Linked DNA regions of Homo sapiens: region 1 is linked to region 2. A link is an interaction called in ENCODE POLR2A ChIA-PET data of the cell type or tissue named here. Cell type or tissue: Panc1. All regions are shown on one strand.

The links. Peaks named below come from ENCODE experiments on the same cell type or tissue, not always from the same donor. Only the 100,000 strongest peaks of a DNase experiment are listed, where the experiment ranks them.
Region 1: POLR2A ChIA-PET joins it to region 2 with 7 read pairs; 3 of 35 experiments call an interaction of 5 or more read pairs at or near these places.

What each region holds. Positions count from the first base shown.
Region 1 is chr4:140,903,646-140,906,145 of GRCh38, forward strand. All of the region lies in intron 6 of RNF150 (ring finger protein 150), which reads right to left. Among named protein-coding and RNA genes, the nearest start is that of TBC1D9, 150 kb to the left of the region's middle. In Panc1, no CTCF peak of the experiment used is centred here; no DNase peak of the experiment used is centred here.
Region 2 is chr4:140,185,883-140,188,382 of GRCh38, forward strand. No RefSeq gene overlaps it. Among named protein-coding and RNA genes, the nearest start is that of MAML3, 33 kb to the left of the region's middle. In Panc1, no CTCF peak of the experiment used is centred here; a DNase peak (open chromatin) is centred at 999.

The sequences.
Region 1 (2,500 bases), 720 kb after region 2:
GAGCCATGTCAAAAGCAAGATATCATTGTGAAGAATTAATCAATTGGAGATGGTGCTATCAATGAGTAACTCAGGGCATATGAGACAATCTCCCAGCAATGAATGAATGGATTTAATCTGTTGGCTGAGTTACTTCAGTTCAGGAAGACAAGCTTCTTCTGGGTGAGTGGTTGTGTCATACTCAGGCTGAGTGCTCCAAGTAGCAATATATCTGTGGTCTAAATTGATTGATTCTCTCACAGGCTGTTTGTGAATCTGCAGATCCTCAACTCTCCCTGTCAGAGGTACCAGGCACATAAGACAGGAAAGCCCTGGCAGTCTCGCTTTGAGTGGGCTTTCTTGGATTGGCAAGTGTTTTCAATGGAGGAGAAATGTTATTGCGGAAAACCCTGTGGATCGTGGATTGGGTAGTTGCCATCTGCGAAGCTTGACGATGATGGCATGTGCTTATTGCAGAGATCTTTGCTTTTTGGAACAGCTGTGCCTCTGGTGAAGCTGCCATGGAGATGGTGAGCTAGAGGGCTCAGAAGCAAGGGGGTGATGTTGCTCTAGGGACCTGGCACGTTAAGAGTCACGGAAATGATTGTCTGGAATAGTGTTACAATCTTCAAATGCTTTGTTTTATACAGAAGTAGTCACTGTGGCTTAACTATTTCCTGAAGGGAAGATGACAGTGGGGCCTAAAATCTTAAATGGCTGGCTAATTCTCTTGCCTGCCACAATGGAATGTCCTCACAAATCAAAGCAATCATCTTTCCAGGGCTAATGTGAATCTTATAGGCACCAAGGGAGATCATTCTCCTGGTTGGTTCCAGCTGGCATATTTATCCATAGTCAAGAACAGAGACTTCGCCATTTCAGGCTTTAATGCAAATCAAAAAAGCAGACATGGCTACTCACTCTTGCAACTCCCTCATCAATACTGGAATGGTTGATCTAAATGTATTTATTTCTGAGTGCATCAGTATATTTTGTAGTCACATAAAACCTGGACATTGCTGTTTTGCAAATGTAGCAAAGTGTAGCTGCACATGTGAAACAGAAATCTGAAGTTTATGCCAACCCTCCCTTTTTCTCTCAACTGTCTTGATTTACAGAGATTCCCTGAAAAAGTCCTGAACGCACATTCTTTCTCTTGTTTTCCTGTTCGGGGTGTGGTCAGAGCAGGTCTACAGGCATTTACAAGTTTTAAATAGAGATGTTCTAAATGCTTCATCAATTGCTCCCTCAATAAACCTCCAACTTAAAAAATATAAGAATAAATGTCATTTAATTTTAAGAGAATGCATCTTTAGGAGCAATGAATCCCATAGAAAAGTTTATATTAAGCTCCCCAAATTAGAGAAAGCAAATCCTTGCAGAGACTAAACACGAACCTCTGAATGAACTCTTTGGAAGTTTTTCCTATAATGAGTTGGAGTATGTGTCCCTGGAAAGCTCCTGGGTGGTTTGCAGTGGTAGGCGTCAGAGCTGGCATGAAAACCACTTTTCTCTGTGCTGCAGCTTCAGCTGTGCTTTAACAATTTTGTCTTGTAAGTGCATTTTGAAAAGTATTCACATACATATATGCATATATATACATATATATTTTTTTTTCCAAAAAGGCTAACCCATTTAAGAGCCTGTAGTTTAGTAGAGATAGCAGCCAAGTATGTGCTCCTTAGTTGAAGACCATCAAGACATTTAGGAACTAATTCTCTTGCACTTTCATGGGACTCTTTCTGCCTCAGTTTCTACTGAAGAGGCATGAATAACAAAGAAGCAAGAGACAGACTCTCCCTCCCCTACCCATCACTCTGCTCTCTGCCCCATTGCCAGATGTGCAATGAAATGTATAAAGGGGAACTTGTTCGGTAATTCTTGACCCCATCACCCATCTTGAGGCAATAAAAATGGAAAAGAAGGGGAAGAAGATGGGGTAATTGGTAAAGAAATTGTCAATGAACAGAGCGATGTCATGCTGAATCCTGCTCCTCTAGTGAAAGGGGTGGAGAAAGGCACCTCCCAATCCCAGGCCTGTGAGGGGGTTGCTGCAGGGGAATCCCCAACAAGATTTTGAAATATGTTTCCTGTAGGTTGGACTCAGCAAAAATGTCTCAAACTTTTGTGGACTCAGTCTCCTTCCTGCCTGCAACCTTGAGAGGAGGCCCAAGACCTTCGTGGGGTCAAAGGCTGGAGACTGCTACTGTCCTGGAAGAGGACTGTCAGGACAGGTGATGTATGAGTGTCCTAGAGGTGAATGGGGTTAATGTGGGTCCTACCCAAAAGGGGTTCCTGGAGAGGTGAGGAGAAATTAGGAGACAGAGGCTGAAAATGGACTCCTGGGCACACAGGATGCTCATGAGTAAGCAAGAGCGACCCATCTGTCCCAAGTTTTTTGAATTACAAGGGAAAGTGCCCAGCAGAAAAAAAATTTTTTGGGGTATGTGTTTGCAACTTAGAGGGACCCTTAGAACTTAAAGGTGCTCTTAGAACTATCAGTTACCTAAAAGTAGGTAGA
Region 2 (2,500 bases):
CAGCTGACAGGACTCTAATTACTAGTTATGTGGCTGTTGCCTGCTTAAGAAGCTATTCAGTGAGTTATGATTTAGAAAAGCTGGAGAGCACAGGGCTGATTTGTGAAGAGATATCTAATATGAAAACACCACAGAAATTCTCAGATTGATCCTCACGACAGAGATCTGTCTAATTAGGAAGTGTCTATTTTAATACTAAACCACAAAAAAGCCCAGCTGGAAAAGAATTTATAGGAAGACACGGAACCATCACTAGTTCGGCTGACAGCAAATGCAACCTAAGCATGTTTCTCAGCGTTTAATCAATAGTAGCGATATAGGACAATTACTCCCTTACAGACAATCCATCTCGTCCTATCAAGAGGGAAGGTCTTCACAGGTGATCTGGATGGAGAATCCCTAGCCAACACCACTTCCCTTGCCTCCGGGGTTGAGGACTGCCTAGAAGCTAGACGCTTACTAGAGTATCACCGAAAAGACAGCAGAATGGGCAGTGCTGTCTCCTGGGACAACTTAAGGCAGTCACCCTTGGGTCTGAGTTGCAGGTGAGGCAGGACAACAGGGAGAGCAGGACCCTTCAGTCCAACTGGAGGATTCGATTGCTAAGTTCTGTGATTAGACCCTAAAGTTTTTGAGGATAAGAACCTGTTGCTAAGTTTATATTCTATGTATGCTCAATAATGACTGGCTGACTAACCCTAGAGAGATCTTTGAGGAAAAAAAAAAAAAGACTAAAAACTGTAGCTTTCCTCTGAGGTTAAAAAAAAAAATCTGGTTGCTTTCTTGCCAGATATGAGAAGACACTAACCCTTCACTGAGCTGTCTTTCTCAGTGGAGTTCAGGCAATGTCTACACAAAAGCACAGCATTTTTGCAGGAGTCAAGCCAGGCACATCGGTGTGGGCATCCGCCTTCATGCCTCACCTGGTCTCCTCCTTTCCTCGCCTCTGTGTCTGTGTCATCAGTGGGTATATGGAGAGTTTCACAGTCCAGCCTGCCGAGCAGGCTGTTAATGAGTCATGCCCGCTCCCTGCCTTAACTTTGGCACAGTCTCAATCTCTATGAAGAGAGACAGAACAGAGGAGGAAAAGGTGTTTTGAAAACACTTGCTTATGTTGATACATGTTTTATCTTTGCAGCTGTAGCCACAGAATAGGTAATAGGATGGCAAGTCATCAGAGTTTATTCCAGAAATATCCACAGATTTATTTTACACATATTTTTGCGTCTCTATTATAGAGTATGAAACCCTGGCCTAGGCCACGGGGATAGGATGGAAGCAGGATGGCCATCAGGCCAAAGAGAATGGATGAGTATTCAGCATCCAGCTTGACCACTGAGCTGCCAGGTGACCACGAGGAAGTTACGCATCCTTCTGTGCTTCAGGTTTCACCTCTATGAAATAGCTTTTTTTATACCAAGGCTGTGGTGAGGACTCAAGAAGATTATACCTGTAGCAATGCCAGGCACAACAGGCATTCTGAAACCACTACTTGCCTTCTTCCCTATCTTATTTTGGGTTTCAAGCACAGCAGACCCAGAGACAAGGATTCCAGGACACAAGGGATGCTGCAGGGGAGTGGGGAAGTGAAGCAGAGATTGGGAAGCTGCCAGTAAACATATATTACTAAGCAGATACCAGTGTGGGTGCTGGAACTTAATCCTGCAGGGGAACAGTGTAACACAGAGCCTCAGAATTATTCCCCCCGAGGGAGGAGAGTGCTGGGGTATTTATACACCTATTCCCAAGAATCATTGGTTGAGGGCTACTGGGAGGGGAGTAGATTAATTTGCAGGCAATTTCAGCCTGCTGCATGGCTTCCCTCTCTGCTGTTCTGGGGCAGGAAAGCCCTCAGTACAGAGATGCAGATTCTGGCAGTAGGCAGTCAGCTGAAGCATGTTGGCATGTCCTAGGGACCTGGGCAGGGCAATGACAGGCACAGGGGGGAAAACCAAGGCATAGAAAATACTGTAGTTTCCATCAAGAAGCCACTACTCTAATAAGGGAGATAAGCCCATTGAAGTTTCAAAGGAAAAGGTTCATGGTGCCAAGATGTCTGCAGTTTCCAGGAGAGATCAGCACCTGGATCTCCCCAGGGTGGTACTTGCTACATTCAGGCCTTTGGTTCTCAGCCCTGAATTTGATCTGTCAGCAGCTGGAGAGTGAATTCAGAGGAACTGTTAGACTCATGTTAACCAAAACCCACAGAGTCTGAGAAGAAAACCAGAATGCCCATGTGTTGATTGGCATTCTCTCTCTGCAGGTTAAGCTTCATGAGGGACCAAATTACAATATTAAAGTGAGTTTATAAGTGGAGATTCAGAAAAATAGATGCTATAGCATCCATTGAGGAACTCTTCTCCAGCAAAGAGATAGCCTTGCCCGCAGGGTTATTTAGAGGGAAACCCTTTATCCTCACATTCCTGTCTGGCTCTGCCAAGGGTAGATTCTGGCTCCCTTATTCATAGCTTCCAGAGATACAGGGTATGCAGTGGTTAAG